2 separate regions of the Homo sapiens genome follow, and region 2 is linked to region 1. A link is a contact called in ENCODE Hi-C data. All regions are on one chromosome and are shown on one strand. The core of a region is the stretch at or near the end of the contact, and the rest is flanking DNA. Distances in the headings are between cores, read along the strand shown. Region 1 holds the start of LINC02003 (long intergenic non-protein coding RNA 2003). Region 2 has its middle 72 kb from the start of SOX9.

What was found. Hi-C counts contacts between places; a loop is a spot of excess contacts on that map. Pooled maps may share reads with other maps.
Region 2: a map of cardiac septum shows a loop between it and region 1 (7-fold over the local background). The contact joins the enhancer-like site here to the promoter of LINC02003 in region 1. A Hi-C loop is called at or near these places in 1 of 168 maps with a recorded cell type or tissue (cardiac septum) and 2 of 50 pooled maps.

The regions. Positions count from the first base shown.
Region 1 is chr17:72,338,593-72,345,150 of GRCh38, reverse strand. LINC02003 (long intergenic non-protein coding RNA 2003) reads right to left here and starts at 2,340. Exons shown (of 4, transcript NR_135222.1): 1 at 1,009-2,340. RefSeq lists an enhancer at 409-468.
Region 2 is chr17:72,189,689-72,196,246 of GRCh38, reverse strand. No RefSeq gene overlaps it. Among named protein-coding and RNA genes, the nearest start is that of SOX9, 72 kb to the right of the region's middle. Within about 2 kb of position 3,251, at least 6 of the 41 ENCODE cell types and tissues checked have a DNase peak (open chromatin) inside an H3K27ac peak, as active enhancers do.

The DNA.
Region 1 (6,558 bases), core at 1,091-3,590:
CTTGCAACGGACATGTAGCAAAAACAAGCAACAGACCTTTGTTATCTTAAGCCATGGGGATTTGGAGGTTGATATGGTTAGGCTTTGTGTCCCCACCCAAATCTCATCTCGAATTGTAATCCCCAGGTGTTGAGGGAGAGACCTGGTGGGAGGTGATTGGATCACGGGGGCAGTTTCCCCCATGCTGTTCTCAGGATAGTGAGTGAGTTCTCACAAGATCTGATGGTTTTATAAGAGGCTCTTCCCCTTTCACTTTCTACACATGCTCTCTTACCTGCTGCCATGTAAGACATGACTGCTTTCCCTTCCACCATGATTGTAAGTTTCCTGAGGTCGCCCCAGCCATGTGGAACTGTGAGTCAATTTCTTTATAAATTACCCTGTCTCGGGCAGTTATTTATAGCAGTGTGAGAACGGACTAATACAGGGGTTATTCATTCTCTTATCTAACCTATCCTGTCCTGCACTTATATGTCATACCTTTACAAATGTTGTTCCCTCTACTTTGAATGTTCCCCCTCCTTTCACCTGGCAAGCGATCATTAATCTTCCAAAGCCCCGTTCGAGTATCACCTCTTCGCTAACGTCCTCTAGAGTTAGAAACATCCTTCCAGGCACTGCTTCTGTTTGGTCATCCAACATATCGTGTGTTTACTGTATAGCAGGCGCTATGCTAGGTGCCGGGTTCATACAGCCTCCATACAACCAAGCCCCTGCCTTCCTGGGGCTTCCATAGGGAAGATTTAAGTTTACAGCCTCAGTCTCCTTCTCTTGATATAAATGCCACGAGGGTAGAACTCAGACCTAGTCATGTTTGTATTTCAGCACCTGGCAGAGAGTAGGACGCCAGTAACTATTTATTAAAAGTCAGAGTTGCACCTCTTTTTTTTGAGCAAACCCAGCCCTCATCCATCCTACTCGTGTATGCAATTCACACATGTTTACATGACCCCTGTTTTGTCCCCCTTCCTGGATCTCGGGCCCTTAGGGAGTGAGGCTGTGCCTTACCGTTCTGTGCGTGTGTGAGTCAGAGCTGCTGGTCCAGGGAGGCCTGAACACACGTGAGCTATGCAGCAGATGTCTTGCTCACAGCTCATAGAAATGGGGATGGAGACCATCATAAACTCATTCCAACAATGACATTACTTATGCAGAAAGCGGCAAACAGGTGACATTGAGATCGAAGGCTTTCCATCTGCAGGTGCTGCTACTGTGTTGTGGGCTTGTCCTTGGGAATGAACAGTAGACTGGAGACAGAGTCCTAGGCATAGCCCCAGAGTCACTGGTGACTCTGTTGGTCATTGGGCTGGTCCTGTCCCTTCTCTGGGCCTTGATGTCCACTTTTCCAAAATGGGGAGTGGATGGGGGATCTTCACTTCTCTGTTTCCTCAAAGGCAATCTAAGCGGGTTCATGTGGGATAACCCCAGAAAGATCCCAGGAGGAGCATGTGGGGGAACCTCCTTTTTATGCATAGTTTAAGGGGAGGGAGAACAGCTCTGGCCTGGTCCAAGCCATTGCACACACTGTCCTTGTGGCCTGGACTCCCGGGAACATTTCTGGCATTTGGGGGGAAGGTTTGAGTTTGCTATTTTCCAAGCAGCACTGCTTCCCCGTCCCAAGAGAAAAAAACTGGCAGAGGAGAGCCGTGCCCTCTCACCCCTCCTCTCTGCATGGTGGTAACACTTCAGTGGGCTCTCTAATGAGCCTGCACCCCTCCCTAAAGCCATGGCTTGTTTGCTTCTCCCGGGAGCCTGGCACTGAGCCCTAGATGCTGTCATTGTCTTGGGGACAGACTCCCCTCTCCCCAGCTCCTTACGTGGCTCACACCACTAGGTTGGGCAACTTTGTCCCGAACCAGGCTCGCACTCTGGAGATCCTTGAGCGGTTCCTCCATCCCCGGTGGCTGCTGAGAGCAGCACAAATCGGCTCAGCTGGTGCTGTGTGCACGTGTGCGCCTTTCCGTCTGGAAAGTTCTCAGGCTGGGCGAGGGGGGCCGATCTGCAGACATTTCATTCACAACTTGTTGTTGGTCAGTATTTCTCTTCCAAGGGAGGCGGAGGTGTGGTTGCAAAATAAATCTTAGTTTTTTTTTCTCCTCCCCAAAGAAATCATTGTGTTGTAATGCGGGGAGAGCCCGAGACGATGACATTTTTATGGGGCTGCCTCTGGTGAAGACTGTAGTGTCTGCTCCGGCCATCCAGAGGGTCCGTAGATCTCTTTCTCTCTCCCATCGCCATCCCCCGCCCCCTTTCTCTCACAGTAATACAACTTCAGTTCAATACTTGTCTAGAATTCTCAGTGGGGCTACCTAGGCTAAGAGGGGCGGGGGCGGGGGAGATGACATCATATCCTCACCAGCGGATTGGCTGCTTGCAGGCTTCAGGAATGATATCATCTCGGCTTGTGCCTCCCCACCCCCCTTTACTTCCAGTCCTTTCCTGGCCGGGCAAGGCCCCCCTCCCCAGCACCCCACCCCAGGATACCCCGTTGCCTTGGAGACCACAGTTTTCCACCCCGTTGTCTGAAGGAATAGCAATTCATTATATGTGTGACGTGGGGGTGAAGGGTGCAGGGAGACCCGGGCTGGACGGTTGGGAAGGAAGGTCGTGGACAACAAAGTAATGAACAAAAATATGTTTCACGCATGAGAAGCTGTCCGAGATGGCAGTGAGGGAGAGGTCATGGCAAACGGTGTTTATGGCATGGAAAAGTGAAGATTCAAAAAAAAACCCAAGGAGAGGCCAAGATAGTGTGGAAAATATCCACCCCCTCCCAGAGACAGCTCATTAGGAAGGTTTTGGAGGGAGACTCGCAGGAGGTCAGGGGCTGCTGTGTTATCTTTGGAGGAAAGGCCATCCCTTCTCTTCCCCTCCGCAGACGTATCCAGTGAGACAACTCTCTCCCCAGCAAGCTTTTCTCAGGGAGCAGGCAGTTTCTTGAAAAAATGAACCAGATGAGGATCCACCCACCTCCAGAAACAAAGACTGTGGCTGTCTCCAAGAATGAAGCACCAGTCTCTTAGTTGGTATCCCCAGGAGACCAAGGTGGGAGGGAAGCATTGCCCATCGAGGTTGTATGTGGTGTGTGTCTGTATCTGGGTGTGTTTCCATGATCTGTGGATGAACTGCATATGCCAATCATATTCACTAGGGAATATTTCAATTCTTATTTCCCTGGGACAGGTTAAAGACAGCAGCTCACAAATTCCCCCGGGTCCTGTCCTACCTCCTTGCACGCCTTCCCCACTCTTGTCTCTTTCCAGAGGCACTCAATCTCTCTGCTTGCACTGTTCATATGTGTCTATTTATTGTATTTCTCTAGGTGTGTTTAATGTTGATTTTCTTGTCCAGGGCATTCTTTAGATTCAGCAATTCAAGGTTTGAGGTTTAGAATATTGGCGGGGACTCCTGGCAGGGATTCTGCTTTTTTGGATCCCTAATGATGTGTCAACCCCCAACTCTGTCTCTTCTTGGCCTCTCATAGGCTGCCTCTGAGGCTGTTACAGGTGATTCTGAAACTACAGCTTTCTAGTTAGAAGGAAAATAAGCACATGGCAAAAAGAGATGTTAAACAGGTACCCGCACGTACCTGAGTGTTGAAGAATGTTGGGTAATAAGGAGAGAGCCAATAGATGCATTTTAGGAACAGATTGTTTTAAAATGTGTGTGCAGAGATTGGTGTATATTTTTTCCCTATGTCTACAACATACTAACAACTCAATAAATGTTGGCTATTGTTATCTTCTTGTTTATTCTTACAGATTTTGTCAGCTAAAAGTGCATTTTTAAATACCAGCTAAAATGGATGAAAACTATATACACTATACACAAACATACACATACATGTGCGGGTCTGTGTGTACGTGCATGTCTCTCTCTATATATACATATATGTCTCTGTGTGTGGGTGTGTGTGTGTGTCTTTGTGATTGCATTTCCTTATTTCTGTTTTTGAGCTTTCTCAAATGTTTTGCAGTGAGTAGGTATTACAAATATAATCAGGGAAAAGAAGCTATTTTAAAAAATCGGTCATTGGGCAGGATGTTCCAAAGGGCAGATGAATGTAACTTCCAAGATGAAGTAACCGGATGTCTGTCAACTCAGAAAACAAGGTATGCGTTTGTCCCCTGTGGGGTGGTGACGTGAACCTCTCTGGAGTCCTGTGGCTCCTCTTCATTCTGCCTTGGCCTAATTTCTCTGCTTTAGAGTAAACGCAGCTCCTCTGAGTGCCAGGAATGGAGGTGATCTCGGGCAGCCTTCTAATCCATCCTCCTCCCATCTAAACTGAAAAGTGGATATTAATCCAAGATTTCCACAATCCGTCACCTCAGAATCCACACGCCCAAAACCAAAGTCATAATTTCTGAAACTATCTCCTACCACCCCCTAAAGTTCCTGTGTTTGCCCCAAGAACTACTATTTTTATCCAAGCCAAAACATGTAAAGTCATTTTTGATTACTCTCCGTATGTCAGTCTCTAAGAGTCACCAAGAACAGTTCATGTTTCCTTCCAAGTATGTCATTGCAGTCATCCTTTCCACTGTCCCACTTTTCTAATTCAAGCCATTTCTTTCAAATTCCAGCTTAAATGCCTTCTCTTCCATGAAGACTTCCTTGATCACTCCTGTCTTTACAGATGAACGGCTAACTGGAATACCAACAGAATAAACAGACTTTAGTCCTGCCATCTGCCCTGGCCCATGCAGCCTGGCATTGTTTAGGGGATCATACCTGGCTTCCCACCCAGGCCACATGACTCTAGAGGGCAAGACTTAGTAAGGTCACGTAGTAGGAGCTCAATATAATTTATTGGTTAGACAAGAGGAAACCACTTCTTCTCTTGACAAGCCATGTTGGTATTTTACCTTCTTCCTTTTATAGATATACCCTCCCAAACACCTGCCCTGAATGCCTACCATTTAATTTAAGCTAGCTTTTCTCTCTCTTTCCTAGTCTAATTTCTTACATGTTCTTGTCCTTTAAGATATTGATGAAACTCTACCTAAACTCCACCTTTAGAGTTTAATTATTCTCCCAGTAAGTAGTTGATTCTCTTAGTTGATTTAAAAGGCAGGACAGTCCAAGGTTTAAGGGTGTGGATTCTGGAGCCAGACCACCTAGATCCAGGGGGTCTAATATGGTAACAACTAGCCACATGCACCACGTAAATTTAAATATAGTTAAATAAAATTTAAAATTCACTTCCTCAGTTACACCAGTGACTTTTCAAGGACTTAATAGCCACATGTAGCAGTGGTGACCCCACTGGAAAGCATAGCCATGGGACATGTCTATCACTGCAGAAAGTCCTAATGCAGAGCACAGGCTAGATCCACTGTGTGTGCAACCTTAAGCAGAAATACCGTATTTGACTTTCTGGGCCAATTTCCTCATGATTCCTACCTCGTTGAGTTGTTCAAGCCTTAAATGAGTGAATACACATAAAATACTTGGAATATGTCTAGTGCATAACCACCACTCACTCATAGTTAGTTGTTACATTCTGCACAAGCTTGTGTTCTAGCTATCAATTCATCTCTGTGACCTCATCATGGGTCTGTCTTGCATTTTTTGGTAACAGCATTCTCAGGGCCTTCTGCCAAGGGCCCGCTTTGATCTCCCTTAAAGGACAGCATTATCTGACCAGAGGTATTCATGGGGCCCACCTTCCTACTCAGTCCCATACACATTTCTTTATAAAGCCATCAGCGCCCCCTTAGAAGTAAGAAGTGCTCCGTGTGGGAGCTGGGGAGGGGCTGTGAGGTTGGCAGTGAGCCCCTGTGGCTTTCAGGATGGGCTCCTTGTCTTGGTCACCACCAGGCCATGGAAGCTCTGTTTTCTCCCCGGGACCCGGGGCAGCGAGTAGAGAAGCTGGAATGATGTTTAATCAGCCTGGGCATTCCTCACTGGTGACCTAATGAGCCGGCATGACTAAATGACCATTAGACGGAATGTTTGTGTGAACTGCAATAGAAAAGTTCCTCTCAACTTCCTGAAAAGGAAGATAATATATCTAAATAGCTTCCTGTCTCTTTGCTGCCAAGCAGCAGCCGCAGCAGCAAAATAGATTCTGCAGCAGGGAAATATTTAGCACATTGGGTGTGCTCAGCCCCTCTCTGTTTGGAAGGGTGAACCCAGCAGGGAAGTGAGTGGGGCAGGAGACATTCCCAGATGCTTGTGATGTTTGGAGAGATGATTGACGATTTGTTTCTGGGGTGGAGATTAGGAAGACACAGGCCAGGTATAGAGGGTATTGAGGAGCATAGGACAGAGATGGGGTAACCTTTCAGGATCTTGTTGCTCACCTTGATGTGGTGTTGTCAGGGCCTGGAGCAATCTTTGCTTTGGTTCTTAGAAACCTCGGTTCATGTTTTAGCAGGAAAGGGAAGGACAGACTGCTTCCTGCCTGCCAGATTGCTTCCAAGCCCCTATGCATGTCTCTTTGGAAGACCTTGCCATTGCTGTTAAAAATATGCTTAGGGGCTTTGTTTTGAATGGAAACTGCTACTTTACGCAGTCAAACCACAAAACACAATCCAGAAAATCCCATCTTCCATT
Region 2 (6,558 bases), core at 2,002-4,501, 150 kb after region 1:
CTTCTGCTAGTGTGCCCTTTGACTGAGCTTTCTGTAGCTGGGACTATTAAAAGGGACATCCTAGCCGGACGCAGTGGCTCACGCCTGTAATCCTAGCACTTTGGGAGGGTGAGGCAGGTGGATCACCTGAGTTCAAGACCAGCCTGGCCAAAATGGCGAAACCCCGTCTCCACTAAAAGTACAAAAATTAGCCGGGCATGGTGGCAGGTGCCTATAATCCCAGTTACTCGGGAGGCTGAGGCAGGAGAATCACTTGAACCTGGGGGGTGGAGGTTGCAGTGAGTGAGTCGAAATCATGCATTGCAGTCCAGCCTGGAAGAAAGAATGAAACTCTGTCTCAAAAAAAAGAAAAAAAAAGGCACATCCTTTGGTGAAATACATTGAAAACTGTATTAGTCAATTTTTACACTGCTGATAAAGACATACCTGAGACTGGGTAATTTATAAAGAAAAAGAGGTTTAATGGACTCACATTTCCATGTGGTTGGGTAGGCTTCACAATCATGGTGGAAGGTGAAAGGCACATATTACATGGTGGTAGACAAGAGAGAAATGAGACCCAAGTGAAAGGGGTTTCCTCTTATAAAACCATCAGACCTCGTGAGACTTATTTACTCCCACGAGAACAGTATGGGGGAAACCACCCTCATGATTCAATTACCTCCCATTGGGTCCCTCCCACAACATGTGGGAATTATGGGAGCTACAATTAAAGATGAGATTTGGGTGGGGACACAGCCAAACCATATAAAAAACCTTCATGGTGTGTTTGGACCAAGTTATTCCACTTCCAGGAATTTATCTTAAGGAAATGATCAAACATCTGCACAAAGATATGTGCAGAAGAAGATTCATTACAGCATCATTTGCAATGACTAAAAAATGAAAACAGTATCAGTGTCCAATAATATCAATACAATGGAATACTAGGCAACCATTCAAAAACAATACACACTTATTTCCTGACATGGAAAGATATTTCCAGCATTTTTCTATGTTCTAAGGGAAAAGGAAGTTATGGAGTAATATATATGATGCTTGCATATAGTATTTGTATATGTAAAGGAATAAAACAACTCTAGAAGGAGATGAGAGAGATCATAAGGCAGCTCTGAAGTCTCCATGGAGTTACCAGACAGGCTGGCTGGCTCAGGATGTGGTGTTTTCTTCATGAATTCTAGAGTTAAGCATTGCTTTGGAATTGCTGGAAGGAACAGGAAGTGCTATAATACATATACATATCTATCTCTCTCTCTCTCTCTATAGATATATTTAAACAATTTCTGCCATAACTGTGGACTAACAACATAACGGAATGAATAGTTAAATTTACAACGTGCTGCCGGGCGTGGTGGCTCATGCCTGTAATCCCAGCACTTTGGGAGGCCGGGACAGTCGGATTACCTGAGGATGGGAGTTCGAGACCAGCCTGACCAACATGGAGAAACCCTGTCTCTACTAAAAATACAAAATTAGTGGGGCGTGGTGGCACATGCCTGTAATCCCAGCTACTCAGGAGGCTGAGGCAGGAGAATCGCTTGAACCCAGGAGGCAGAGGTTGTGGTGAGTCGAGATCGCACCATTGCACTCCAGCTGTGCAACAAGAGCGAAACTCCGTCTAAAAAAAAAAAAAAAATTTACAATGTGCTGAGGCAAAGCAATTTATTTATTTGTTTTGAGACAGGGTCTTGCTTTGTTGCCCAGGCTGAATACAGTGGCACAATCATGGCTCACTGCAGCCTCAACTTCCTGGGCTCAAGCAATCTCCTACCATAGCCTCCCAAATAGCTGGGATTACAGGGGTACACTACTACACCCTGCTAATTGTTGTATTTTTTGTGGAGATGGGGTTTCACCATGTTGCCTTGGCTGGTCTCAAAATCCTGGGCACAAGCGATCCACCCGCCTTGGCTTCCCAAAGTATGGGATTACAGGTGCGAATCACAGAGCTCGGCTGCAAAACAATTTTAAAAAATTCTTAAAAGAAGACCAGGCGCGGTGGCTCATGCTTGTAATCCCAGCACTTTGGGAGGCCAAGGTGGGCGGATCACTTGAGGCTAGGAGTTCGAGACCCAGCCTGGTCAACATAGTGAAACCCTGTCTCTACTAAAAATAAAAAAATTAGCCGGGCGTGGTGGCAGGCGCCTATAATCCCAGCTACCCGGGAGGCTGAGTCAGGAGAATCGCTTGAACCTGAGAGGCAGAAGTTGTGGTGAGCCAAGATTGCCCCATTGCATTCCAACCTGGGCAACAAGAGGGAAACTCCATCACACACACACACACAAATCTTAAAAGAAAACATCCTCCACTGTTTTGCCCCTTGCCTTTGTTGACCTCATCTTTGTGCCTAGAAGGCTTCATTTCCCCATGTCAGTAAAGCGTTATCCATTCTCAAGTACAGTTAAATTCCCTCTGCAGGGGAGGATCGAAGGATCTGGAGCTGGAGGTTCCAGGTTTGTATCCTCCTTCTGCCCTTTACTAAGCTGAGTTTCCATCTCTGTAAAAGAAAAAGGGGTCATAATGCCTCATTCACAGGCAAGGCATGAGGACTGAACAATGTATGTAAGAAGCATTTTAAGAACTGCAGAGTGTCATGCAGCAGTCAGGGAGTGTGATTCATGATTATTATGAAGGCCCTGGGGTTTAACTCTGTGGACCGAATTGCCACACGAGCAGCTGGCGCCGCTTCAGCCTCAGCCTTGAGCCCAGTGTGGATACAACCCAAGCTTCACATTGGTTGGAGCCCTGGTCCCGACAAATAGGCTGTGTGGGTGAAAGGGGGTATGATTCCTCCCCACATGTCCCCAGCATTTCCTGTTCCTTCCAGTGTTTCCAGAGTGATGCTTAACTCTAGAAGTCATGGAGAAAACGCTGTGTCCTGTCTGAGCCAGCCTGTCTGGTCACTGCATGGAGACTTCAGATTTGCCTGTTATCTCTTTTCTCTTCCAGTCCTGTATTCAGGATCTGAGGAGTTGAGTGGTCCCCAGGAGCTGGAGGCCCTCAATGCTACCCACTGCGTGGATGATAAAGAGGCCTCCATTTCCCATCATATCCCTGGCTGGAGAAGAGGCTGGAGGCACTGTGTGTGTGGGGGTGTCTCTGTGTGTGTGTGTGTGTGTGTGTGTGTGTGTGAGAACTAGTTTAAAGTCTTCTCTGCACACACACAAGATGATTGGGCCTACTGCATGCTTTTTAAAGTGAGTCAGGACTCCAAACCACCTACTCAGGTCCGGAACAGTTCGAGTGGGAAGGAGAGACTCTGGGAAGAAGTAAGGAGGGACCAGAGGGTGATGCCAGCCTCTGACGAGATCATCATGACGTGGGGCATGGAAAATAGGAGCAGTCTTATTTATCCTGGTCTATGCATTTGCCTATGGGAGAAGGGGTGGACTCCAGATGATCTGCAGGGACTCTCAGAGGTGAACTGCCATCCAGAAGAAGGACTTGGAGGGATAAGGGGGTGCGAAAGCCCGAGACCATTTGTCTTGGCCTGGTTGGAAGCTGTTTGGCCAGCCTGACTGAACCTGTCAACAGCTAGAAAGTGAGGTCAGCTGGGCTAGAGGCATCGTTAGCTATCACCACAGCTTGCATCTCAACCTCTTGAATCATCCATGATGAAACTCTTTATCAGCCTGGGAGGAGGCAGCCCCAGAGAACAAGACTCCTGGAAAAGGCTTGATTTTGAGCAAGGCTACATCCGGAAGGACTGGCCAGGATGAGTTAGCCCCAATCCACACTCCAAGATAACCAAACAAGTTGACTTGCTGAAGGGAGTTATTTAGTATTCTCCATCTGGGATCAGGGGAATGCCAATCTTCTTCTCCCAAATCTGGGCTGACTTAACCCTCAAGGTCCCAGGCAGCGGATTTTCCAGGCTTTATCATCTTTCCCTCTGAACCTCTACTCCCACTCTCTGGAGGGATTCCAAAAAAACCACCAGCTAAGGGATCGGGCATGGAAACAGTTTTACTTCTGGAGAAAGATTAGGGCTTATTATGTGACAGGGAGTGATAACACCAGGGGACAATCAGGAGTTTCGTCAGCGATGTTCTGCTAAAAAGAAACAACTGCAGTCTTGAAGCAACACATTTGAGAGATAGGAGAGAAAAAGAGAACATCTTGTACCTCCCCCGACCCCTGGGCCTCTAAATGCTTCAAGGCTGCTCCAAATTGCAGTGGGGAGAGGCTGGCTTCGGGAGCTGTCTTCTGAATGACAAGGAGGTCCTGCCTGCCTGAAATGGTAATCCTGGGGTTAGAATCAGGAGGGAGGCTGGAATTTTTAGTATAGCCTTGAAAGAAAATATCAGCCCACCCCGCCCCACCCCTGGGATGGGAATAGGGTAGGAGGCTAGCAAAATAAATAAAATCTGCTGTCTGTCCTGACCAGGCATAAATTGTTACTTGATCGGCAAAGGAAAAAATGAGCCAGATATTCTTCCTGGGCTTGTTTTCCATCTTCTCATCCTCTCGTCCCTTATCAATGTGTTTCTAGAAGAGTCCCAAAGGGAGCAATTGCATGAGAGTTACAAGAAGGTCAGTCCTGGAAAATAAAGTGTGGAGCTGAGAGGGGCTGAGCAGAGAAGATGGGGGGTCTTGCAACACCCTCAGGGCAGCATTCCCACACTGGGAGACCCCTCGTTGGCTGACAATGTCAGAGTGAGGACTGGCTGTTTGTATTCAGTGCCAAGATTTCCCCAAAACCACCCGGGGAACACACCACCAACTGAAAGGAGGAGAAAAGTGCACTGCACAACACCTCCATTGACCATGTGTGTTAATGCTTCAAAAGGAAATTCAGTTATCATGAAAGTAACCAGTTTGGGCTGGGCGTGGTGGCTCATGCCTGTTATCCCAGCACTTTGGGAGGCTGAAGCGGGTGGATCACGAGGTCAAGAGATTGAGACCATCCTGGCCAACATGGTGAAACCCCGTCTCTACTAAAAATACAAAAATTAGCTGGGCATGGTGGCACATGCCTGTAATCCCAGCTACTCAGGAGGCTAAGGCAGGAGAATTGCTTGAACCTGGGAGGCAGAGGTTGCAGTGAGCCGAGATCGTGCCACTGCACTACAGCCTGGCGACAGAGCAAGACTCCATCTGAAAAAGAAAGAAAGAAAGAAAGTAACCCAGTTTGCAGTTCTGGGGAAGTTTGAATTACCCTCCTTTGAGCTTTAAGACTGCTGTTCTTTTAAATTTTTTCTATGTTGACTTCACTGGGAATCAAGGGGGATGATTGAAGCTGATCCCTTCACCAAGCTCTTCAACCCTGTTGCTGCCATAAGCCATCCATGGTGATGGCTGGCTTGGGTGTTTTTGTGAATGTTGATAATTTCATTAGAAAGTGATTTCATAGGCCTGGCATAGTGGATCACACCAGTAATCCCAGCACTTTGGGAGGCCAAAGTGGGGGAATCACTTGATCCCAGGAGTTCAAGACCAGCCTAGGGAATATAGCGAGACCCTATCTCTACAAAAAATTAGCGAGGCATGGTGGTGTGCACCTGTGGTCCCAGCTCCTTGGGAGGCTGGAAGGCTGAGGTGGGAGGCCTGCCTGAGCCCAGAAGGTCCAAGCTGCAGTGAGCTATGATTGCATCACTGCACTCCAGGCTGGGTGACAGAGTGAGATGTGCATTAAAAAAAAAAAAAAAGAAGAAGAAGAAGAAGAAGAAAGTGATATTGTTATGCTCTCAGGCCAATGATAAGAGCCAGGCAAGTCACCTGAAAGGTGCATTCATTCGTTTCAGTGGTTGCCATAGTGCTGCCAGATATCTAGGCAAATGAAACTGTGGTGTGCTGGGACCACGCTGGGTGAGCTATTGAGATGGGTAGTCTTTGCTTGGGCTCTGGGGGCACAAAATGAAGAGAGGAGTATGAAACGGGAAGTACTTGACTCCTTCCACATAAAGACAAGTTGGGTGCTCCTTGGAGCGTGGCCGTTGGAGATGTCTCTTAAATTGTCTCAGTACAATTTGCCTGAACTTATTAGACAAGATGTGGACTGAGACACAGGTGGCCAGCCCTGGGAATGAGTTAGCTGTGAAGGCTCAGAAAAGTCAGCTTTGTAATCTGGGTGCTGCCTAAACTTCCTGTGTTTTCTTTGTTTGTCTTCCTTTTGGTTTTCTCTTCCTAGTCTCTCCCACACTTAAATTCCAGTCTCTCATATGGGCTAAGGGAAGCCAAGAGAGAGAGAGCTGGCCACACTTGGGCCAGAGCTCTGAAGGACAAACAGTAATTCACTCCCAGGCTGACATAGCTGTGGATGTGAGAGTCAGAGGGAGAGATGGGGGAGGGGAAAGCAGAAACTCAGGTGCCATGTTGACATTGCTGGCAACCCCCATCTCCCCACCTGGAGAATCAGCTTCCAGTTTTAAAGCCTTGGGGACTTTGTGTTTTGTTTGAATAAGGGAAGCTGTTTCCCTTACATCCTTTCAAAAATAAATAAATACAAGACTGTCATATCATTTTACAGATGCTGCTACCAACAAACAAAGGGTCAGAGCTCTGGCCAATTTCTACAAACCAGAAGATCAGAAGGCAAGGAGTGCAATGCAAGGGAGG